Regions from separate parts of the Homo sapiens genome. Here all the other regions are linked to region 5. A link is a contact called in ENCODE Hi-C or POLR2A ChIA-PET data. All regions are on one chromosome and are shown on one strand. Each heading gives the region's core, a stretch centred on a gene start or an enhancer-like site at or near the end of the contact. The rest is flanking DNA. Distances are from core to core; before and after follow the strand shown.

Region 1 (3,835 bases), core at 1,143-3,642, 270 kb after region 5:
TGGCTGGGTGACCCCTGAGCCTCCTCAAAGATTCAGCTGTGGGTTTTTCTGAATGATGGGCGGAGAGTGAGGCATGGAAGGGCAAGACGTGGCTAGGGTGCACTCTTCTTCAAAAGCCCTGCTGCGTCAGTAGACCTGGCTTCCTCTGGCCTGGCTCTCTCCCTCCTGGCCTCCCTCCTCCCCACCCAGCTCATCTGGCTGGCCTCCCTGTTCTAAGCTTATCAGCCGACCCCCGCAAGCACACTTCCTCAGCCCTCCTCAGTGCACGAGAACCTCTGAGGACTCACTTTTTCTTGCCCCTTGGCCTCCTTTCTTTTCTTTTCACTCCTGTCTCTTGAGCCCTGGGTTTGAGGGAACAGTGACCACCTCACCTTGATTCCAGCCCACGTGGGTAGCCGGTCATCTCCCTGGGCAGGGCGGGAGCAAGGCACTGTTGCAGAGCAAGGCCGCCTGGGCTTGAGCCTCATTTTGTTGCCAGAAGATTGCTTCCTCCTCAGGCTCACCTGTGGCCTCCCCGTGTCTTCCCAGGTCCCCCTGAACTGAAGTGATGAGTGGCAGGACAGCAGGCTCCGGAATTGGGCGACCTGGGTTGGAATTCCAGCACTGTCACACCAGGCAGGGAACCTGAGCAGAACATTCACTGCCAAGATTACTGTGAGCAAGTAGGAAGTAATGCACACACCAAGTGCTGCCACAGCAAAAGCAGGTGCTCTAGGATGGGTAGTGGCTGCTCTGCTTAAAAGTGGGATGCCCTTACTGGGTGCGATGGCTCACACCTATAATCCCAGCATTCTGGGAGGCTGAGGCAGGCAGATCACCTGAGGTCAGGAGTTCGAGACCAGCCTGGACAACATGGTGAAACCCCATCTCTACTAAAAATGCAAACATTAGCTGGGCGTGATGGTGGGCGCCTGTAATCCCAGCTACTCGGGAGGCTGAGGCAAGAGAATCGCTTGAACCCAGGAGATGGAGGTTGCAGTGAGCCAAGATCGCGCCACTGCACTGCAACCTGGGCGACAGACCGAGACTCCGTCTCAAAACAACAACAACAACAACAACAACAAAAAAACCTGGGATGCCCTAGAGAGAGGGTGTCTGCCTGGGGTCCCCCATAAAAAGACTGCTTTTAGCCTGTCTAGAGTGAGAGAAGACCCCAGAGGAGGCAGAGGATACCATCAGAATGCCCTCAGGTGCTGTTTGCAAGGAACAGCCTCCCCATATATGTCGTATTTATTTTGGCAATAGGAGTATTGGGTAGGAGAGGAAAAAACAGTGCAAACCTCCTTTGTGCAACTTCCAGAATCTCGTCTTTGGAGGGCTGTTCCCGTGACACGAGTGGGGCGCCTCCCCCACCACTAAAACAGAAGTGAATGAAATTGGTGCTTGTGCGCCCCCTCCTGGCAAAATGCGGCTGTGCGTCCAGGATGCCTGGATCTTCCCTGTGGCCCAGGACTGCAGGAGGCGTTCTGAGCTGTGGCCCTCTTACCAGGGGTGGAGCCTCTGGGGCTGCTGAACCAGCTGTAGGGATGGTGCTGCTGTTCTTCCTGGCATCCATCCTAGGCATCTTCATACCTCCCACTTTATCCCTGCTGTTTCCTGATTCAAGGGCTGCCCCATTATACAAGTTCTGGTCTCCTCAGTGGGGACAATAAGAAAAACATTTGATTCGATAACATATAAACCACTAGTGTGAGATTCATGCAGCATCATAGGAAGGGGGGTGATGTGTTTGAAAACAGTGAGCAGGCTAATGTATTAATCTGCTAATTCTGTCTCCTGAGTTTTCTCTCTTTTCCTCCCTCCTGCCACATGAAGTGTGCTTGGCTTCTTACCTACCATAATTAGACATCTTTTCTTCCTCAGAGAAGGCATGAGACAGGGATTTGATTGTAGTTATCACTGTAAACATCAAACTGATTTTTATGCAGAACTATTGCCCCAGGGCATACCTTCCAAGGAACCTGGTCTCTCCTTACCTAGCGAATTCCACATACACATAGATGTACACCTACCTGTACACTCACAGATTGGGTGGTGATTAAAGGGACAGAATCGGGGACCAGCTTCTTGTTAGGAATGCAGTGTTGCCACGGCATGACAGCATGGAGCAGTTGAGGGAATGGCTGCCCAGGAGAACTCAGAACTCTTGAAATGTAGTTCCAGGCTGCCATCATTGCCCTGATATTCAGGCCGTCAGACAGATGTGTGTTGTAGGCCCTGAACGGCACAGAGAGTGGCAGAACAGGCTACATAAACAGCTCAGCCCAGAATTGTCTTTCCAGACTGCCTGCCCTCAGTCACAACCCCCACCAGGGAAGGGAAGCGGCCCCAAGACTCCTTCCTCCTTCACCCACTCGAGGAAACAGAGTTCCTGTTACGTGGCATGAATGATGTCTTTTGGCCCCAGTTAATCCCTCTGAGTCACCAGGTGGCCTTTGCCAAGTGCTGGAGCTGGAAGAGATGATAGAGACACTCATCTGGCGTCCTGAGGCTCTCCTCACAGCTGTTGAATTCTAGAGGTGCATTTCAGTGTCTTGGGGCATGGCAAGACTTTGGAGGCTCCCTGAGCAGAGCAGTGGAGATGCCCAAAAAGAAGGAAGAACCTAGGATGGCAGATGGGGCCCCCCTTGCCCTGGGGAACTTCATGTTTGTACTTTCTCAGGAAGCACACATTTCCCCAGTTCAGCGGGAGAGAGTGGGGAGACTAGCAGGGAAATTGCTTTCCAGCTTTGTGCTGGGTGGTTGGGGTGAGGGTGGCCACGGAAGGAGGTGAAATCAGGCTGACCTCAAGATAGACCCAAGATGTCCCAGTTCTGGCCGCTCTAAGTCTCTAAAGCAGCAGCTGGTGGGAGGGGCAGTATTGGGCAGTATGTCAGGGAGGCCACCTGTCTGCTCACACAGTACAATTGATGTGCCCCTCCCAGGCATATATCCCTCTTCCTCCTTGCTGGGCCCCCATGGGTAGATAAGGTGACTGGAGGGGTGCCAAGAAAAGGGCGGTGCCCCCACAGGCATCTGAAAACAAAGCTGCTGCTCCATTTGCCCAGTTTGAAGATTAGAATGGTTTTGTGATTAGCCAGGAGGGGGTGGGGGTCAGAGTTCTGGACACCTCACTGGAGTCGGGGGTCAGCATACCCTACCAAGGCTGACATTCACTCCTAGGTAATGGCCTGGGACCCTCAGGTGACTTGTCCACTCTCTGGCTATGTATTGTTGAATGAAAAGGGGACATGTAAATCTCGTTTCAGCTGTTCTGAAATAACCCTTGCCACATGGGAACACAGTCTATTCAACATGAAGAATTCAAACCTAACACAAGTGGGTGAGAAGCAGGAACCCACTGCTAGGCCCCACCGCGTTCCCTCAGAGGTGGTCTCAGTAGCTGGAACTTGGAGAAGTAGTTTTGGTGGGGTGTTGGGACGTGGGTGAATCCAGGTCCTGGTTTGGAATTGCTCTGGTGGGAACCGTCAGCTAACGTCAGTTGGAAGCTCTGTGTCCTCCCCCTCCTGAGTCCTGTTTTTCCTGGAGGACCTTGGCCCACCCCTGTGGAATGTGGGGATGTGGGGAAGAAAGCTGACTGCTTTTACTCCCACTCAGAAAATTCGGTTGCGCTCTTCTTCAAGGGGGTGCTCCTCAGCCTGCACCCCAGTGAAGGGGCCTCTGAGGAACTCCCAGTGCCACTGGCAAACAGTCTGTAACCTTTGGGCCCCAGCCACCTCCCAGCCCCTGTTCTCTTAATTCCTGCCTTCTTGGCTTGGAGGGAGGAATCTCCATTTGTAAAAGCTGAGTTAGGGAACTAGAGGGTTCCTGAAGCTTTAAAGCGCCTCAAAGCCCT
Region 2 (3,933 bases), core at 837-3,336, 380 kb before region 5:
ACAGGCACACCACCACGCCCGGCTAATTTTTGTACGTTTAGTAGAGACAGGGGTTTCACAATGTTGGCCAGGCTGGTCTCGAACTCCTGACCTCAAGCATCCACCCACCTCGGCCTCTCAAAGTGCTGAGATTACAGGCGTGGGCCACCGCGCCTGGCCGCCACATCCTTTTTTCAGCACAGCACTATTCATCAAATCAGACTGCATCATTCCTCTGCCCCAAACCTTCCCATTTCAATCAGAGTAAAAGCTCATGTCCTTCCACAGGCCATCAAGGCCCTACGGGATCTGGATCCCTGCCCATTACCATCCTGGGGCTTCTCCTGTTCCTCTCATCCTGCATCCCTTTGATACAGCCACACTGGCTCCCCACTGTTCTCTAACATACAAGCTCCACCTCAGAGCCTCTGTACCTGTGTCCCCTACCTGACACAGTCTACCTTACCTCCTTCGGTTCTTAGCAAAACGTCTTCTTCATAGGGCATTCTCTATCCACCCAATTTGGAAAACACTTCCTCTCCCCCAGCAGTTTCTATGTACTCCCCCCATGCTTTATTTTTCATCAGTGATGACAATCATCCAACAGGCTATACATTTAACAATCATCCAACAGGCTATACATTTTACTTATTTACCGTCCATCTACCAACCTAAGTGCGATAAGGAAAAGGACTTTTGTCTGTTTTGATCACTGCTGAAACCCTAGCACCTTAGAATCCCGCATCTGAGCTGATGCGTAATAGGCGCTCAATAGGCATTTTTGTTAATGTATCTGTAAGATGATAATTGCCAAAACAAACGCCTCTCCATCTCTATAAACGGTATTACCTGCCTTCTAACCAGTCTCTGGAGCATTCCTGCTCCCTACAATCCGTTTAACACAGTGGCAGAATAATATTAAAATATTTAAATGAGCTATTTCTTTACCCAGCTTCCTATCACACTTAGTGAAATCCAAACTCCTTATTCCAACGCATCTCACGCATCCTTCTCCCCTTCATCCACTAGATCCAGCCTCACTGGACTATATTTTAATTCTCTTCTCTAAGCCAAACTGGATCCTGCCTGAGGGCGTTTGCGCTGTCTGGAATATTCATTCCCCATCTTTGCACGGTCAGTTATTTTTTGACATTCAGAGGTCGATCTAAACTTCACCTCTTCAGAAAGATCTTTATTCAATCCCTAGCCTTTCATTCCTTTTGAACGTCAGCACAACAGTTACCACATACTGACTTTCCTTTTCATCACTTTTGTCCCATCACCTAGTATCTGAGCTCCTTGGGCGCGGGGCGCCCTCGCCGGACCTGATGGTGCATCCTCCTCGCCCACCGCGGTGGCTGCCCCCAAGCAGGCGCTCAGCGAGTGTGAAACCAATGCATTCACTCAGGACTCGCGAGCTGCCGTGGCAGGCACTGCCCTCCCCTCCGCCAGCGAGCATCTCCCCCTCTCCGCGCCCGCCGCCCTCCGCGCTCCCGCCTCCCTCGCCTACCTGTCGGCCAACTCCAGCACCTCGTGCACGCTGCCCGTGCTGACGCGGATGCGCCCGGTGTACATGTACTCGATTACGGCTTCCACTGTGTCGGGTTCGGGCCCCGGCTCGGAGCTCCACTTGCGCATCTCCACCCGTCCCGAGCGGGACTCGGAAAACTGGCCCGAGAGCAGGGGCGTGAAGTACTCGGTGGCGGCAGCCAGTACCGAGCGGTGGGCCCGGAACTCGCGGCCTCCAGCCCCGCCGAAGCACAGGGTAATGTCGCAGAAGAGGCCCTGGCGCCGCTGCTCGTTCTGCCGCCAGGACAGCTCTGAGCAGTGAGAGCTGCACTCGAAATCCTCGGCTTCTGGGCCCGGATCGCCCCCGCTCGCCTCCATTGCAGAGATCCCCGGCCCAGGCCCGAAGTCCACCGTGCCGCTGCCTCGGACCTCGGCGGCCAGTCCTGCCGAGCCGGCGGCGGCCGTCTCCATGCTCTCCATCTCCAGTACCTGAAGAGATGCAGCCGCGGCCGCCGCCGCCGCCGCCGCCACTGCCGCAGCCGCCATCTTGACGCCGCTGCGCCCGGCCTCCACAGCCTCGGAACGATGCGGCTGTTGGTACGACACAGAGGGATTCTGGGATTAAATAGTGCGCGCGGGGCGGGGCCAGGTCGCCCGCCGGCCGCACATGCGCCGCCTCGCCTCCAGCAGCGCCGCCTCGCCTCCAGCAGCGCCGCCTCGCCTCCAGCAGCGCCGCCTCGCCTCCAGCAGCTCTGCCTGCCTTGGTGAGGTCCGTCAGTAACAGTCGCCCAGTCCAGAAGACTTCGCCCCAGGCCTACCCCCAGGGCGTCGGTGCGAGTATGGCTCGCTTCCTTTCCTTAGTGGGTAGCATGCTCTCTGCAGTCATTTTGTCGAGTAAAGCCACCTTAGACCATCACCTGTTGTTAAAGCCTTGAGTGGCAATACAGGATTTTTATAAGATCTAGCCCCAGCTAAGTGGATGAGGGATGAATGAGTTACTCGTTATCCGTTTTTTTTTTTGTTTCTTTTTGTTTTTGTTTTGTTTTGGGTTTTTTGTTTTTTTTTTTTTTGAGACGGAGTCTCGCTCTGTCGCCCAGGCTGGAGTGCAGTGGCGCGCTCTTCGCTTATTGCAACCTCCGCTGCCCGGGTTCAAGCGATTCTTGTGCCTCAGCCTCCCGAGTAGCTGGGACTACAGGCGCCCGCCACCACTCCAGGCTAATTTTTTTTTTTTTTTTTTTTTTGAGACGGAGTCTCGCTCTGTCGCCCAGGCTGGAGTGCAGTGGCGCGCTCTTCGCTTATTGCAACCTCCGCCGCCCGGGTTCAAGCGATTCTTGTGCCTCAGCCTCCCGAGTAGCTGGGACTACAGGCGCCCGCCACCACTCCAGGCTAATTTTTTTTTTTTTTTTTTTTTTGAGACGGAGTCTCGCTCTGTCGCCCAGGCTGGAGTGCAGTGGCGCGGGTCTCGGCTCACTGCAACCTCCGCCTCCCGGGTTCACGCCATTCTCCTGCCTCAGCCTCCGGAGTAGCTGGGACTACAGGCGCCCGCCACCATGCCTGGCTAAGTTTTTGTATTTTTAATAGAGACGGGGTTTCACCGTGTTAGCCAGGATGGTCTCGATCTGCTGACCTCGTGATCCACCCGCCTCAGCCTCCCAAAGTGCTGGGATTACAGGCATGAGCCACCACGCCTGACCGTAGATGAGCATTTTTAAAACCATATATACTGAAACTATTAGTACAGTTCAGGCCAGGCCAGGCACAGTGGCTCACGCCTGTAACAGCACTTTGGGAGGCCAAGGAGGATGGATTGCTTGAGTCCATGAGTTCCAGAAGAGCCTGGGAAATACAGCAGAACCTTATCTCCACAAAAAATACAAAAGTTAGCCTGGAGTGGTGGCATGCTCCTGTAGTCCCAGCTACTTGGGAGGCTGGAGTGGGAGGACTGCTTGAGCCCAGGAGATGGAGGCTGCAGTGAGCTGTGATGGTGCCACTGTACTCCAGCCCTGGGGCGACAGAGTGATACCCTGTCTGGAAAAAAGTACAGTTACAAAGGAATACAGATCAAAGGATATGGATGCCAGGAGCCAGCAGTATGCCTTCATTGTTACTATATAGTTTATTTAAACCAGACTATGATAATACAGAGAAGAGACTGAGGTGGCAGCTGCCCAGAATCTTTGTGGATTACAGATGCAAAGTAGTTAGGAGTCCTTGGACCCACACTTCAGTTACAGACAGACAAATCAGCTGCATAAATACAGAGAACATAAGACACAAGACATTTCACAGCTTTCTGCATTTCCATTTTAAATGTATGTATGTTACAACTTTACATATTAAGTTACTACTCCACATATTTTGTGACAATGGCTAAGGATGCAATGGCCCCATCCCCCTGACATAAACAGACTCTGGTCTGCAACACAGAACATTTCAGTGGGATAC
Region 3 (3,727 bases), core at 472-2,971, 320 kb before region 5:
CACTGAATCTGTAGATCTCTTCCTTGCAGGAGGTTTTTTTCTGATTAATCCTGGTTGCTCCAGCAACAGTCCTCAACTCATCAATGAGCCCACCTTAACTTAGAACAGGACCAGTTTCACTGCAGGTCCTTAAACCTGTTGCTGCTCCTTAAACACCCTGTGAATGTACACACCTCCAGCCTTTGCACATGTTATTTCCTTTTTTTTTTTTTTTTTTGAGACAGGGTCTTGCTTTGTTACACAGGCTACAATGCAGTGGCCCAAACATGGCTCACTGCAGCCTCGACCTCCCACGCTCAAGTGATCCTCCTGCCTCAGCTTCCTGAGTAGCTGGGACTACAGGCACACGCCACCACACCCAGCTCACTTTTGTATTTGTGGTAGAGACAGGGCTTCGCCATGTTGCCCAGACTGGTCTCGAACTCCTGAGCTCAAGCGATCCTCCCACCTCAGTCTCCAAAGTACTGGGATTACAGGCATGAGCCACCACACCTAGCTCTCATTCTCTACTTACGTCTACTGGGCTCCACCATACTCACCCTCAGCTCAAATATTACCCCTCTATGAACATGTCTCTAACCCATCCCAGACCCTGGCTGAATCATTCATTTGCCTGGGTTTCACACCACTTTGTCCTCATCTCCCTCACAGGCACACAGAACTTTTAATTACTAGTTAATATCACTTAAGTGGCCGTTACTTGTTTATACATCTTTCTCCCCTATTAGATAAAACTCCTTCAAGCAGGGACCATATTATTTCTTATATTTTGAATTAAACCTTTTGAGATAATCATAGATTCATATGCAGTTCATAAGAAATAAATACAAAAGAGATCCCATGTACCCTTTTCCCAGTTTCTCCCAATGGTAACATCCTTAAAAACTTTAGTACAATAACACAACCAGAAAATTGACACTGATACAATCCACTGATCTTACTCAAATATCCCCAGTTTTACATGTATGCCGTGTGTGTGTGTGTGTGTGTGCATTTGTAGTTAAAGACATCTTTTTACTATTTAAACTTTAACAATGACATTAGGACGTTTTGGAAGTAACGTAGTAAAGGCAGTTAAGCAAGCTACTTAGGGTATCGTTGGAGCCCAGAAGAAGCACCTAGTCCACTTTTGGAGGAGTGGTGATGGTGAGGGAATGGGGAAGGACGTCAGAATATGCCTTGGTCAAGGCCCGCTACTAGTAGCTGCTCAAATAACTGCGTTAAATTATGTTGAACCCAACGTTATTTTCCATGTTTTCTTATGCAAATCCTCGCATCCCTGAGTGTTCCATTATTTTCATATTTATTTGGCAGGTGGAACATTCGAGGCTGGGAGCCCTTACATGCCCCGCGAGAGGTCACGCAGTTAGGAAGTGACAGGAGCGAAGTCAGCCCAAGTCTGCTGACTCCAAGCCCAGTGCTCTCTCCCCCTAATGGCGGTACGCCGTGCACATATCCTTACCACGTATGCCTCATCCCTATTCGGAACTTTGCCTCCAACCCTCTTCCTGTTTTCTTGGCTGTCTTACAAGGGAGCCTTTTCAGGCAGCAACTCCAGAGAGAACCGCCAGAGCGTGCAACAGCAAACACTAACCAGCCCAGCCGTCAGCCACGCAATCATCACTCCCTGGCCCAGTGCGCGGCAGAACTGGCGCAAGCGCACGCCGGCAGGTTGTACCCAGAATCCGGGCCCTTGCCAGACGGGGGCGGAACCGGAAGTCGCTGTACATCTCATGGTTGCTAAGAAACGGAGCTTCCACAAACCAGATAGAGGTTCTCCAGCTTTTCTTTGATTGTCTCTGCTTTAGCGTCTCTAAATCCGGTCACCATGTCGGACCCCGAAGGCGAGACCTTGCGAAGCACCTTTCCCTCTTATATGGCCGAAGGCGAGCGGCTCTACCTGTGCGGGGAATTTTCTAAAGCCGCGCAGAGCTTCAGCAACGTGAGTCGAGCTCTCAACCTATCCATCACCCCATCACCCGTCACTTTTTTTTTTTTTTTTTTTTTTTTTTTTTGTGACGGAGTTTCGCTCTTGTTGCCTAGGCTGGAGTGCAATGGCACGATCTCGGCTCGCCGCAACCTCCGCCTCCCGGGTTCAAGTGATTCTCCTGCCTCCACCTCCCAAGTAGCTGGGACTACAGGCGCGTGCCACCATGCCCGGCTAATTATTTTGTCTTTTTAGTAGAGATGGGGGTTTCACTGTGTTGGCCAGGCTGGTCTCGAACTCCTGACCTCGTGATCCACCCGCTTCGGCCTCCCAAAGTGCTGGGATTACAGGCGTGAGCCACTGCGCCTGCCCCCTGCCCTCACCTTTTGATTGCAGATAACACTGAGGTCTTGATGATGCCTGGAGGACCCTGTTGTTTCTATTATTCACTGATTTTTGATGGACACACTGCTGTCACAGATAAGCCCTGTGGTTGGCCATTTTCTACCAGTTCCCACTTGCAATCTCCATTCTCTGCGTTAACAGTGACCTTTTCCTCCACTTTTACTTAAATGTTTCATGATTAACCGGCCTCCTTCCACAGAGCAGCCTTACCTTCCCATCATTTGCTGGCAGATTGGATGGGAGGTTGCATGCAGAAGCCTCAATGTCCCCAGCACACCGTTGCTTATAAAAGGTGGCCAGTAAGCAACATATGATTATTATTATCAATTTTGAGACAAAGTTTTGCTATGTTGCCCAGGCTGGAGTGCAGTGGCAAGATCTCAGCTCACTGCAACTTCCGCCTCCCCAGGTTCAAGCGATTTTCCTGCCTCAGCCTAGGGAGTAGTTGGGATTACAGGCATGTCCCACCACGCCTGGCTAATTTTTGTATTCTTAGTAGAGACAGGGTTTCACCATGTTGGCCAGGCTGGTGTCGAACTCCTGACCTCAAGTGATACACCTGCCTCGGCCCCCCAAAGTGCTGGGATTACTGAGGTGAGCTGCTGCACCAACCAGCAACATTATTATAGTAACCCTAGTATAAATTGCATCATCCCACCCTAAGGGGATTGGGTGATGGTTTTTGTTGTTGTTGTTGTTGTTGTTGTTGTTGTTTTGGAGACGTAGTCTTGCTCTGTCTCCAGGCTGGAGTGCAATGGTGCGATCTTGGCTCACTGCAACCTCCACCTCCTGGATTCAAGTGATTCTCCTGCCTCAGCCTCAGGCACACTGCTAAGCAGACTGGATTTTTGTTGTTGTTAAGATGGAGTTTTGCTCTTCTTGCCCAGGCTGGAGTGCAGTGGCGCAATCTCGGCTCACCCCAACCTCCACCTCCCAGGTTCAAGCGATTCTCCTGCCTCAGCCTCCCGAGTAGCTGGGATCCCAGGCATGCACCACCATGCTCGGCTAATTTTGTATTTTTAGTAGAGACGGGGTTTCTCCATGTTGGTCAGGTTGATCTCGAACTCCCCACCTCAGGTGATCCCCCCCCACCTCAGCCTCCCAAAGTGCTGGGATTACAGGCGTGAACCACCCCACCCAGTGCATACTCAATTTTATAGATTAGGAAATATACAGAAGTTGAGCAACATGCCCAAGGTCGCTAAACTAGCAAGTGGCAGAGGAAGGATTCAAAGCCGGGCTCAGACTCCAATGCTGAGGTGCTAACCACAAAACTACACATCTGACATCTGCATAAGGAAACTGTTGTTTTTTTTTTGTTTGTTTGTTTTTTCAGAGACAGGATCTCGTTCTGTCTCCCAAGCTGGAATGTGGTGGCACAATCACAGCTCAATA
Region 4 (3,725 bases), core at 231-2,730, 430 kb after region 5:
CCCCCCTCCTCTATATTTATCCACCCTCCGCCTCCGCCAGGTGCTGGCGCCGGCCCCGGCGGCGCAGCCCGCCCCACCCGGGCACCGAGCCACTGGGCCTGCTGGGGACCCCTGCGCGGGGGATGGGAGCCTGACCCGGGCCACAGCACACGGGAGTCTGGCCGCCAGTGTGCAGGAGGGATGGGGGAGGAGACGTCAAGGGATGGAGGTCTCCCACACCAATCGTGCCTCCGTTTCCCCACGGGGAGATTCGACAAAACCAGGCAGCAGCCCAGTGTCCCTCACCATCCATCCCCTCAGGGGTTTCCCAGGAGCCTCACCCGGGAAAGCCGAGAGTTCTGTCCTGAGTGGCAGGGTAATGAGGAGGGGTCCTCAAAGAGCTCCCACCTCCCTCTCCTTGGGGTCCCCGCCACAGACCCCAATCCTGGGATGACTTCTCCCCCTCGTCCAGGTCTCCGCAGCGGGAGCTCTCGCATCTGGCCTCCGCACTTGCGAACTGGGAGCGGAGGGGGACCCAGGCGTTCGAGCCGCCCAGCCGGCCTCGCCACATTCCTCGGCGCTGGCGGAGGCGGAAGGAGACGGGATGGGACGCGGGCCCAGCGGGGAAGGGAGAGGCAGGGCCAGGTCGGGCCACGCGTGACGCCTCCCCTGCCTCAGGGCCCCCAGCAGGTGGATAGCGCCCAGCCTGCAGCGGGAGGCCCACAGGCACATCCCGAGTAGGGCTGCTGCTCCGAGAGCTCCCGGGGGCTTTGGCCCCCAGGCAAAAAACTCTCCCTCATCCCTAGTTCGCCAAGCGCGCAGCGTGTGGCTGGAGGCTGGAGCGGATCAGCGTGACGGCCGGTTACAGCGAGAGTGATTGAGACGAGGCTCCGAACCCCCGGGACTTACCCTCCCGCCGCCCGCTGGACTCGGGGTCCGCAGCTCAAAGGTTTCCTCGTCCTCGTCCTCGTCCCCGTCCCCGCTAAGCTCGCCGTCCCCGTAGTCCCGGTGCAGAAGAGTGAAGCCTCGACGGCAGCAGAGAAGCCACCATAGTCCCCCGGGGAGAGGCATCCGGGCGAGGAGCTGCGGATGGGGGCGCGGGCAGCCGCGGCCGAGCAGTAGGGGGTCGGAGGAACTGGCGGGGCTCCGACCCGAGCAGGGGAAAGATGAGGTGGGAGGAGCAGAAGGGAGAAGAGGACAGGGAGGAGGCAGTGTCCTGGGCTGGGGTGCAAGGGGACGCTAGCCAGACGCTGAGGGGGGCTCAGTGTCTGGGCCCCCGGAGGGGGGAGGGGGAAAAGCGTCCAGGGCCCCGGGAGAGGAGGGAGCAATGTCCGGAGCTGGGAAGTAGTGTCCGTTGGAGTGTCCAGCCCTGTGGGGGGCAGTGTCCGGTGCAGCGTCCGAGGTGGGCAGTTGTCCAAGCTCCAGGGAGGGTCGTGTCCGGTAGGGCGTCCGGTGGCCGGGGCCCGGGCCGCGCGCGCTGCGCTCCCTGCAGCCCCGGGACTGGCGCGCTGGGGGCGCGAGCACAGAGCTGGGACCCCGCCCCCCCGGCCCCCTCCCTCCCGGGGGGCCCCCCCTCTCTCTTCTTTCTCTCCTCCCTTCTTTACTAGGCAGGGTCCAGGTTTCGTCACAGTCTCCTCTGTCCAATCCCTGTGCCTGGCGCCGGGCGCGGCTACCAATCAGACGGCTGAAACCGCGTTGGGTTGCATCATGTGCCCCTGGCTTGGTGACAGCGGGGAGGGGCGGGGAAACAGGGAGGGAGGGGACGAGGCTATGTTAGCCACGCCCCAGTCTCTGAGGTCGGACGCGGGGTGCTAGTGACGTCACGGAAGCCCGCCTTCAGGCTCTTGTTTTAACTCTTGGCTCACCAACCAATTAAAAACCCTGTTGAGGAGTTTTGGCACAGGACAGAGGAAAACCCAACTGCCGCTCTCTGAACCCCTGTCTCGTCTCAGGGTCCCTGAGAAAGGGAAACGCCTTGGCTACTAAGAGGATGTCCAGACCTGCGAGGACACAGCTCTGGAGGTGGCCCTCCACGTCTGGGGAGAAGGAGTCCAGTTTCTCCAGTTTCTCGGTCTGATTCAGCTCTCCCCCACCCTTTTTTTTTTTTCTTCCAGACAGGGTCTCGCTGTCTTGCCCAGGCTGGGGTGCGGTGGAGCCATTATAGCTTACTACAGCCTCGAACTCCTCGGCTCAAGGGATCCTCCCACCTCAGCCTCTCCAGGAGCTGGGACTACAGGCGTACACCACCATGCCTGGCTAATTTTTTAAATTTATTTTTTGTAGAAATGGAGTCTCACTATGTTGCCCAGGCTGGTCTTTAACTCCTGGGCTCAAGCGATCCTCCCAGCTTGGCTTCCCAAAGTGCTGGGATTACAGGTATGAGCCACTGCACTCGGCCTCACCTCCTTTTCGAGGTGAAGGAGTTGAGGCAGGCACTCTGGGAAGGTGCAGACCTAGGCCGGAAATAAAATCGAATATAGAGCTCACAGCTCACCGAACTCAGCTGGGGAGACTGACTTGGATTCTAAGGAATTCTGTGGTCTCCGAATACAGTGGAGGCCTCTTAGGGCTAATATCCTGCGGCTCTGTATAGGAAGGGGTTAACTCAGGCGCTAGGCGGCCGGGGCGGGGCCGCGGCCTCCGCGGGCGCGCGCGCGCGTTGCTGACTCAGCGGCGATTCCAGAGATCTTGGATGGAGGGTTCCAGGTCGGTCCCCAGTGGCTGGCGTGTGGGACCCTTTGAGGATCGGCGCCGTCTCCGGGCCTTCCCTGGATCCTGGCCCCTAGAGGCCGTGGGGGACCCCTTTTCGCCGCTGCTGCGGGAGGCTCTGAGGACTGCTAGCCTGGGCAGGGCTGGGCTGGGCGGGGAGGGGCGGGGAAGGGCGGGACGGGCGGGGCCGTCAGGCCAGCACCTCCCTTGAGACCTCCTCGCCACGCCCCGCCCTTCTCGACCCTAGACTCCAGGCTGGAGCGGTGGGGACAGCTTTGCTGACCGATATTAAACCGCGAGAACTGTCGCACGTGAACACCATCCTGCCCGTTGTGATTGTGTAAAACAAAGACCAGGAATCAATGCGAGCGTGTCTAGGAGGCCATCTCGGCCGTGGCCTCTCTCCACATGAGAGTGGCCTGTACTGAGAGATTACCTAGGAATGGAGATACCACAACCATCTTCCAGGTCTGGATCCCAGGCCCTTGCCTGCAGAGAAGTTTTTTCCCATATCCAACCTCTCTCTTTCCGGCCAGCTCAGTGCATTTCCTCTGACCCAGTCCCCAGAGAAGATGGAGAACAGCAAATATCCCTCACCCCCACCACACCCGTGATAACTACTCTGGAAATTTGCAGATTGCAATCCCTCCTAGGTTTTTCTTCAAGGTGGAAAAACTTCAACTCAAATTTTACAATTCATTTTTTCATTTTTTCTTTCCATCACAGACACTAGGAAGGGATTGTAAAGTGGTTATGAAATCCAAACGCCCACCAAAAACGGGAATCCCCTGCCCCTCCCCCTCCCCCCACACCACGCAAAGGCCCACAGCGTCCCCGACAGTCTGAACATTCCAATAGCGGGAACTCAGTATTTGCTAAGGCAGCCATTACTGGAGAGCGCTCTGGTTGTTAGAAAGCTCTTCCTTACAGTATTGCAAGAGGAACCACCGCCCCTCCTTGCCTGGCAGCTTTCCCACCTCACCTCTGTTGGCTGAGGCCAGGTGACGGTGGAGGGGGTGTCAGTGGCTAGAGCTTTA
Region 5 (4,099 bases), core at 1,009-3,508:
TATATATATTAGTGGCCCTCTTTCATCTTTGATGTGACTAAGCAAACTTGTACCAACTGTAAATAGAACGAAATACACAGAAAGTCACTCACAACGGTACCAGAATTTCTTTAAAATAAAAAACTTTCTAGCTGGGCATGGTGACTCACTTCTGCAGTCCAAGCTACTCAGGAGGCTGAGACAGGAGCGCTCCCAGGAGGTCAAGGCTGCAGTGAGCTATGATCACGCCGCTATGCTCAAGCCTGAGCCACAAAGTGAGACCCCATTTCTAAACACAAACAAACACATCCCTTACCTCTAATCACATACCTGAACACAACTGGCTTACGTGAAGGCCGTTGACAGTTCAAGAGTAACAATTCAAGGTGTCTAGAAAGCTATCATTACAAGAGCAGATCACAGGAAACCTCAGCTGTTGGTTCCTAACTTCGCTCCTACTCAAAGGCCAACAGAACCGGGGAGAAATCTTCCTGTTTTGTTGATATCAATTTATTTTGTGCCAAGAACCTATACCTAAAACCAACGCAGGGTTTGTATTCCCCCTGGATTCTTCATTACCCCAGGAAAGTGGAACAGATCAGACCAGTTTCCAAGAACAGAAGCACTGCAGGGCAATCTTGCTAAGGGGGCCCTGAGATGTTTCTCTCTGTACTAATCTCTATGTCTTTTATGTACATCAACACAAACCTTCACCCAACCATCTCTGCCATCAACAGCAAATCTAGGGAAGAGACCAATAATACCTTAGAAAAGCACACCTATCCACCGAACCAAAACTAAATACAGAAGGATATGGCAGTTTGCCCCGTTTTCCAGGTAGCTGTGTTCTCTTAATTTGCCATGAATTAAAATGTTTCATTTTTACTTAGACATAACTTGAATATGTCATTTCAAATAACAAAATAAAAACTGAACTGAATATGTTTTAGTTAAAACAATACAAAACTGAAATCTCCTCTTTTAAGAGAGAAACGCTTCATCAGCTGGTTAGTTCCCTTGTTTGCTTACTGGGTGATATGAAACCCAACTACAGCTTTCCAAAAATAATCCCAAGTTGTGGGGTGTCCTACTACCTGTGTTTAAGTAAAACAAGTCCTGCAGAAAAAGTGGATCCAACGAGTAGCAGGTTTGTTAAGAAGCTAAATCTTGGCCAGGTGTAGTGGCTCACACCTGTAATCTCAGCACTTTGGGAGGCTGAGGCAGGAGGATCACCTGAGCTCAGGAGTTCAAGACCAGCTTGGGCAACATATCAAGGCTCTGTCTTTACAAAGAAAGCAAAACAAAAAGTAGTAGCGTGTGGTGGCGCACACCTGTAGTCTTAGTTACTTGGGAGGATGAGGTGGGAGAATCACTTGAGCCTAGGAGTTAGTAGCTGCAGTGAACTATGATTGCGCCACTGCATGCCAGATGGATGACAGAGCCAGACTCATTCTCTAAAAAAAAAAAAAATGTATGAGAAAAAGAAGAAGATAATTCTGGGCCAGGCACAGTGGCTCATGCCTGTAAACCCAGCACTCTGGGAGGCCGAGATGGGAAGACTGATTAGGCCAGGAGTTTGAAACAAGCCTAGGCGACATAGTGAGACTCCATCTCTACAAAAAATTTACAAATTAGCCCAGTGTGGTGGCGCATGCCTGTAGTTCTAGCTACTCAGGAGACAGGCAGAAGAACTGCTTAAGCCCAGGAGTTTGAGGCTGCTGTGAGCCGTGATTGTGTCGCTGCACTCCAGCCTGGGTGACATTGTAAGATCTTGTCCAAAAAAAAAAAAAAAAAAAAAAATCTTATTCTAATTCTGAGAAGAAATGACATTTAATAAGAGCTCATGTCTTAGCAAATCAAAATGTTTGTCCTGCTGGGGAAAAAAAAAAAACAACAACGGTTATCCAGGTATAAAAAGCAATTACCAGGACATTTAACATTAAGATGAACTAAAATTGTGCACAAAATAATTGTCCACATTTACTACAGCACTCATAGTGGGAGTAAATAAAATGCAATTACTTTTGCTAAAGCAACCTACTTTTTCTGGTAACAGACCGTCTCTCACTATACCTCTAATAGTAGATCTACACACAACTTAGCATGGTGTAGGAACTTGAGTGCATGCTCCTACAGCACACAACAGATGCACTGAAAGGCTCCCACCTCTTAACTAACAGCTTATGCTGCAAGGCATCAGCCAGGATAACGGCAGAGCCCTTCTGTGTATGTGTTCTTTCACAGGCGGCACTGTTACCGGAAGAAGCGAAGAGCAGCGATTTCCTTCCAAAAGGTCAGCTGCCTCAGACAGACCAAACAGAAAGCAGCGAATTCTTGCCAACTTCCCCTCCTGCTTCTGCAGCTAGTACGCAATAGCATTTAGTTTCCAGTAAAGCTCCAGATAAAAACAAAGCAAATGTGAGACCCAGAATCTACACAATGTCAGTGTCTCGCTTGACTGAACGAAGGGCAGTAAGATCATATGGAGCTACGCTTTTTCAACGTGGTGGAAGTGTTAGGAAGGTGAGATTAAACATGAAGAAAAGGTCAGGACTGGAACCATCCAGATTTTATACCAATGTCCAGAAGTCTCCATCTAAAAATAAGATGGTAGGCTGGGTGAGGTGGCTCAGGCCTGTAATCCCAGCACTTTGGGAGGCCAAGGCCAGTGGATCACTTGAGGTCAGGAGTTTGAGACCAGTCTGGCTAGCATGGTGAAACCCCGTCTCTACCAAAAATATACAAAATTAGCTGGGTGTGGTGGCGCGTGACTGTAATCCCAGCTACTCGGGAGGCTGAGGCAGGAGAATTGCTTGAACCTGGGAGGTGGAGGTAGCAGAGAGCCAAGATTGCACCACTGCACTCCAGCCTGGGCAACAGAGTGAGACTCTATCTCAAAAAAAATAAAAAGAAAAAGAAGATGGTATTTTAGAGATAATAAATGCAACAACAGATAAGGTCCCTAGTCAACTGATAAAAAAAGAATAAATTTTGAACTTATTCTCAAAATAAAGTCAAGTCAGTCATTCTGCAACATGCTAGGGCACAGGCAAGGTTCAATGCTGACAACCAGTAGATATATATACAATGAATATATAAGTTTCTTAGATTAGACATGGAGAAAAGACTGTAAAACACATAACAAAAAGGGGAAGAGGATAGAAAATATAATTTTTTTTTTTGAGACAGGGTCTCACCCTGTCACCCATGCTGGAGTGCAGTGGCGTGATCTCAGCTCCCTGCAACCTCTGCCTCCCAGGCTCTAGCAATCCTCTTGTCTCAGTCTCCTGAGTAGCTGGGACCACAGGTGTGTGCCACTATGCCTGGCTCATTTTTTGTATTTTTAGTAGAAACGGGGCTTCATTATGTTGCCCAGGCTGGTCTCGAACTCTTGAACTCAAGCGCTCCACCCACCTCGGCCCTCCAAAGTGCTGGGATGACAGGCGTGAGCCACTGCACCAAACCCAGACTTCTTTAAATTAAGAGAGTGTTAAACTACATGAAAGCCTACGCATTCAATCTTCCCAGAGGAGCAAAATTAGACCCTTTTGAGTATAAAAGTGAAGGAGAAGGAAGGGAAAATGATGATTTTAAACATTTTTCTCAACCAGATCGGTTCCCGGCTTAACTATCTACACAAAACTTGCGAGAAAATGTTACGAGCTCCTACCCCATGTCGTTGGCTCTATGTGGTTTCTAACTCGTTAGTTTCAGGTTGTGGTGGCAACAGAGACACCAGGCTTTTTGTGAGACAAGCTCTTGTTCTAAAATGTCTGGGCTTTGATGATGGAGAGTATTTTAACCCCACTCTGAGAATACCTAGTTTGAAATGAAGATAGTATGGAGTTCAAGGAAAAACGTATTAGTTTGTTATGTTAAATTAAGCCACCCACACACCCACACTAGAAACTGTTTTGTGTTGGAAACAAAATAAATGACTTCATTTCCAAGCCCTTCCTATACTTCATCACCAAACCTTAAATAATAGCAAAGGAATAAGCATGGGAAATGAGAAAAATAAAGTACTAGCAGCAGTAGTAATAGAATTATAATAACAGTAGTAGTAATAAATATTCAAGGAGTTTTGTCCACCTTCGGAGCTCAGGCTGTGAACCACAGT
Region 6 (4,158 bases), core at 266-2,765, 360 kb after region 5:
AGGAAAAGTTTACCATCGAGTTTGCTAAAGGCTCTGGAAGCCACAAATGCCAGAGACTACTGTGACACCTTTAACTGGGTCTCTTTCAAACTGGGAGAGGATTAGCTTAATAGCTGAACACTGTTTTCGGGTCAATGAACTTGGAATTATTTGTTCTGCTTCAGCTCACTGAAAATCTTTCAGATAAAGGATAATAAATGTTTTGATTTTAAAACAAATTTTAAGGGGAAAGCTATTTTTAGCAAAAACACAATTAAAAAACACACATATTTTGTTGTTTCAGGCTTATCCAGAATAGTCTTAATCCATTCAGCAGCAGAAAGCCCCCTATAAGTCAGTTCCCTTGGAACCTCCTCCATTACAAATAAATCCAAAATTATGGTTGGTAGATCCTATGAAGTCCTAGGTCCACTTCAGGTGATGACAACTGAGAGAAGCAGCAGTTCCATTTTCACAGAGCATGACACACACAAATAAAGCATATTTACAGTGCTACTTTTCCAGCTCAGGAAAACTCACACACAGTATTAGACATCAATTTCCTTGCCTATAAACCATGGCTAAGGATGCCTCTCTAATTCCTTGGAACAGGGAGGAGTTACAATCACAGGTGGCTTTGACACGCGTGTAATCTCCGTCATCATTTCCTAACTGTTCTTTAAAAGCTTGTAATTTTCTTTCAATTTTCAGCTTTGGGGGCTCACACTGACGCTTAGACTTCATAAACTTCCTTCCTAGATATATAACATGCTAATTCATGCGAATCGCTCAAGCTTGTTTTATAATCACACCTATGGATACCTTTGCAAGACTTCACGCCTCTACTCCAACAATAAACTACTAAAACCTCTGGAAACAATCTAGAACTTGCACTTGAGCAGACAAGAGAAAGGAAGTGATGGCTTTAAAGGGACGCAGCTTTGTCGGGCTCAAAAGAGGAGCCCTCGCTCACTCTTGAGCGGCTCAAGATGTTACCAGAAGCTCCCGCCAGATGTGCGGGGCGGGGGTGCGGGCACAGGTAAGGCAGAGAAGATGGGTGGACGGCCCTGGGAAGAACTAGGGTGCCGAAGCCTGCAGGCGGGATGGAGTGGAAGGAGGTGAGGCAAAATTAGGCAAGTACAGGAAGGAGCCAGTGCAGCGAAGAAAACAGGGCAGGCGAGAAGTAGAGCCCTAGAGGAACCAACGAATTCGGGACTCGGAGGGTTTCCGAGGGTCCAGTTCTCTCACCAGAAAGCCGCGTTCAGCCCCAGGCACCACAGAGCGCTCCTAGCTGGCCGCTCCCACACCAGGGCTGCCTGCACCCGACTCAGCAGAGGCTCGTAAGGCCCCAGCACCTCCACCAGGGCCCGCTGCGCCGCCTCAACCTGCTGGTCCCGCTCCCAGGAGCCTGACACATCTCGGCGGCCCCTGAAAGTCGACCCCGAAGCCGGGCCTGGGGTCGTGGGAACCCCTTCGGCCTCAGCCATCTCCCCGCGGCAGCCACAACATCCGGGGCCGTGGCCCGACAAGTCACAATAACAGCAACTGCGCAGATGCGCGATTCGGCGGGGGAGGTGGCTTCGCACCACAGCGCGCTTGCGCGCAGGCCCAAGCAGGCGCCCACCCAGAGGGGAGGGAGGACGCCGTACCCCGCCCTCACTGAGGCGCGGAGCCGGATCCGGAGGCGCCGAGCCGCATCCGGAGCCGCGCACGCGCAATCTGCATGAACGAAGGCCAGTGCTTAAAGACGTGCCATTCATTGCCAGAACTCGATTCTCATTGGAGCGGAGGAAGTTCGTGGGTGGAGCTGGTTGTTTGGCGCCTGCGTCTTGCGGCGAGCGGGCTGGCGTGCGGCGCCGTTGCGGGCGGGAGCGGCTGCAACGCCGGTGCCTGAGGAGCGATGCCGAGGGAAATCATCACCCTACAGTTGGGCCAGTGCGGCAATCAGAGTGAGCGAAACTCCGGCCCCTCAGCTAGCCAGGTTCCTTAGGGTCAATGGGATCTCGCTGTGGGATCCTGGACTCCATCTGTCCTTGCCAGAATCGTAGTTCTCTGAAAGGCGAGACATCCCTGACCCAGTGTCCACTTGCCCAACCCCGAGGGGCCCTCCCCTGCCCAGTCCCTGGCGTACAGTCCTTTCCTCAGACACGGGAGAGTCCTGCGGCTTGACTTCTTATCCCTGGACGCAGGCGCCCAGTCCCCCGGCTCCTGATTGGAACCTGCCCGGACCTAGATATCTTCTTTCTCCCCTGCCCGCCCCTTCCCCCCAGTTGGGTTCGAGTTCTGGAAACAGCTGTGCGCCGAGCATGGTATCAGCCCCGAGGGCATCGTGGAGGAGTTCGCCACCGAGGGCACTGACCGCAAGGACGTCTTTTTCTACCAGGTGCCCCCAGCGACTTGGCCGGGGGCGGCAGTTGCCCAAGGGGGCGGAAGGGAAGGGAGTGGCCTGGTACTGGGAACCCCGCTGGGCAGTAGGGCCAGGCGGCTGGCTTGAGGAGGGAGGGCCGGAGGGAGCCAGAGTTGGGAGGACTTCGGACTTGGGCCGCCCTAGCTGATTGGGCCCCCTCCTGGACTCCCCTTGACAGGCAGACGATGAGCACTACATCCCCCGGGCCGTGCTGCTGGACTTGGAACCCCGGGTGATCCACTCCATCCTCAACTCCCCCTATGCCAAGCTCTACAACCCAGAGAACATCTACCTGTCGGAACATGGAGGAGGAGCTGGCAACAACTGGGCCAGCGGATTCTCCCAGGTCGTTTCCTATTCCCTGGCAGGGCCCACAACTCGCTGGGTAGGGACAGGCTCTATGACGTCCCGAAGAGAGGGAAAACCGGATCAGGGATGTATGAATGCTGGAGGGAGAGACCTGGCTGCAGGGAGTGGACTATGTAATATTGTCAAGCGCCTACACTAGCTAATGCAGTGTGCCAGGTCATTCTAAGTGCTTTACATATATTAATTTTTCTAAATCTCCCAACAACCCTAGAAGTAAGTACTACAGGTCCACAGTCCCTTATCTGCCTTTCCAGGATCCAGAAAGCCATGAAACCAAAGGACATTTCATAACTAGTTTATCAGCAAAAACAAATTTCAATGAAGACAGGCTGTTTTATAGTTTCTTTTTTTTAATTTTTATTTATTTATTTTTTTTGAGACGGAGTCTCACTCTGTCGCCCAGGCTGGAGTGCAGTGGCACGCTCTCAGCTCACTGCAACCTCTGCTGCCCGGGTTCAAGCGATTCTCCTGCCTCAGCCTCCCGAGTAGCTGGGATTACAGGTGCTTGCCATCACGCCTGGCTAATTTTTGTATTTTTAGTAGAGACGGGGTTTTACTGTGTTAGCCAGGGTGGTCTTGATCTCCTGACCTCGTGATCCACCTGCCTCGGCCTCCCAAAGTGCTGGGATTGCAGGCGTGAACCGCCATGCCCGGCCCTATAGTTTCTATCCAACTTACTGTCATTAGTGATGCCTTTTATTACAGAAATACTAATATATTTGATTAACGTGCTTCTGATTAAATAAAAATTCCCACTGGAATTTTATTTAATATATAGTATATATACCATAATACCTTTCTAAAATCTGAAATATTTTGAATTCCAAAACATAACTGGCCCCAACACTGTTAGATAAGGGTATATGGACCTGTATTATTACCTTCATTGTACAGATGAGGAAACTGAGGCATAGAGCAATTAAATAAGCTGCCCAGAGCTACATAGAAGTAGAGTTAATGGGCCAGGCGTGGTGGCTCACGCCTGTAATCCTAGCACTTTGGGAGGCCAAGGCAGGCAGATCACCTGAGGTCAGGAGTTCAAGACCAGCCTAGCCAACATGGTGAAACTCTGATTCTACTAAAAATACAAAAAATAGCTGGGCATGGTGGCATGCGCCTATAATCCCAGCTACTGGGGAGGCTGAGGCAGGAGAATCGCTTGAACCCAGGAGACGGAGGTTGCCATGAGCCAAGATCGCGCCACTGCACTCCAGCCTGGGAGAAAGAGAGAGACTCCATCGCAAAAAAAAATAGAGCTAATGTATGAACCCAGGTAGTCTGGGTGTAGAGTGCTTTCTTGTAACCACTGCACCGTACTGCCTCTCAATGTAGATAAAAGCAGGTAGCTATGCTCCATAAAAGGACTTCTGGGTGTTATAAGGAGAATTGAGGGTGGCTTTTCT

The links. Hi-C counts contacts between places; a loop is a spot of excess contacts on that map. ChIA-PET counts read pairs that join two places held with the same protein, here RNA polymerase II (POLR2A). Pooled maps may share reads with other maps.
Region 1: a pooled map shows a loop between it and region 5 (2.6-fold over the local background). The contact joins two enhancer-like sites. A Hi-C loop is called at or near these places in 3 of 50 pooled maps. POLR2A ChIA-PET finds 5 or more read pairs at or near these places in 7 of 52 experiments (A673, AG04450, H1 and 4 more).
Region 2: a pooled map shows a loop between it and region 5 (3-fold over the local background). The contact joins the promoter of KLHL11 here to the enhancer-like site in region 5. A Hi-C loop is called at or near these places in 1 of 50 pooled maps. POLR2A ChIA-PET finds 5 or more read pairs at or near these places in 2 of 52 experiments (CD8-positive, alpha-beta memory T cell and activated CD8-positive, alpha-beta T cell).
Region 3: a loop to region 5 is called in a pooled map, with 6 times the contacts of the local background. The contact joins the promoter of ODAD4 here to the enhancer-like site in region 5. A Hi-C loop is called at or near these places in 7 of 50 pooled maps. POLR2A ChIA-PET finds 5 or more read pairs at or near these places in 3 of 52 experiments (CD4-positive, alpha-beta T cell, activated CD4-positive, alpha-beta T cell and activated T-cell).
Region 4: a map of CD8-positive, alpha-beta T cell shows a loop between it and region 5 (5-fold over the local background). The contact joins the promoter of PLEKHH3 here to the enhancer-like site in region 5. A Hi-C loop is called at or near these places in 1 of 168 maps with a recorded cell type or tissue (CD8-positive, alpha-beta T cell) and 6 of 50 pooled maps. POLR2A ChIA-PET finds 5 or more read pairs at or near these places in 1 of 52 experiments (activated naive CD4-positive, alpha-beta T cell).
Region 6: a pooled map shows a loop between it and region 5 (11-fold over the local background). The contact joins the promoter of RETREG3 here to the enhancer-like site in region 5. A Hi-C loop is called at or near these places in 6 of 50 pooled maps. POLR2A ChIA-PET finds 5 or more read pairs at or near these places in 3 of 52 experiments (CD4-positive, alpha-beta T cell, GM12878 and HepG2).

The regions. Positions count from the first base shown.
Region 1 is chr17:42,516,244-42,520,078 of GRCh38, forward strand. The region is part of intron 21 of ATP6V0A1 (ATPase H+ transporting V0 subunit a1); the gene reads left to right. Among named protein-coding and RNA genes, the nearest start is that of MIR5010, 4.0 kb to the left of the region's middle. RefSeq lists an enhancer at 364-863 and a silencer at 1,307-1,356. Within about 2 kb of position 2,393, at least 34 of the 41 ENCODE cell types and tissues checked have a DNase peak (open chromatin) inside an H3K27ac peak, as active enhancers do; they include endothelial cell of umbilical vein, where a contact is called at or near this core.
Region 2 is chr17:41,863,337-41,867,269 of GRCh38, forward strand. KLHL11 (kelch like family member 11) reads right to left here and starts at 2,087. Exons shown (of 2, transcript NM_018143.3): 1 at 1,490-2,087. The coding sequence starts at 2,034. ACLY (ATP citrate lyase) reads right to left here. Exons shown (of 29, transcript NM_001096.3): 29 at 3,582-3,933. RefSeq lists enhancers at 18-527, 2,271-2,771, 2,772-3,272 and a silencer at 2,048-2,237.
Region 3 is chr17:41,928,896-41,932,622 of GRCh38, forward strand. ODAD4 (outer dynein arm docking complex subunit 4) reads left to right here and starts at 1,722. Exons shown (of 12, transcript NM_031421.5): 1 at 1,722-1,942. The coding sequence starts at 1,829. It also overlaps a transcript of ACLY not described here. RefSeq lists enhancers at 845-1,748, 1,461-1,550, 1,731-1,830.
Region 4 is chr17:42,675,514-42,679,238 of GRCh38, forward strand. PLEKHH3 (pleckstrin homology, MyTH4 and FERM domain containing H3) reads right to left here and starts at 1,481. Exons shown (of 13, transcript NM_024927.5): 1 at 889-1,481. The coding sequence starts at 1,050. It overlaps CCR10 (C-C motif chemokine receptor 10), which reads right to left. Exons shown (of 2, transcript NM_016602.3): 2 at 3,376-3,725. RefSeq lists silencers at 1-141, 1,262-1,321, 1,412-1,661, 2,522-2,601, 2,952-3,041 and enhancers at 1,772-1,871, 1,892-1,941, 2,072-2,151, 2,132-2,633, 2,634-3,133 and 1 more.
Region 5 is chr17:42,246,518-42,250,616 of GRCh38, forward strand. All of the region lies in intron 1 of STAT5B (signal transducer and activator of transcription 5B), which reads right to left. Among named protein-coding and RNA genes, the nearest start is that of STAT5B, 28 kb to the right of the region's middle. Within about 2 kb of position 2,259, at least 31 of the 41 ENCODE cell types and tissues checked have a DNase peak (open chromatin) inside an H3K27ac peak, as active enhancers do; they include CD4-positive, alpha-beta T cell, CD8-positive, alpha-beta T cell, GM12878 and 1 more, where a contact is called at or near this core.
Region 6 is chr17:42,607,859-42,612,016 of GRCh38, forward strand. It overlaps RETREG3 (reticulophagy regulator family member 3), which reads right to left and starts at 1,516. Exons shown (of 9, transcript NM_178126.4): 1 at 1,228-1,516. The coding sequence starts at 1,466. TUBG1 (tubulin gamma 1) reads left to right here and starts at 1,825. Exons shown (of 11, transcript NM_001070.5): 1 at 1,825-1,928; 2 at 2,250-2,362; 3 at 2,565-2,732. The coding sequence starts at 1,880. RefSeq lists an enhancer at 1,398-1,507.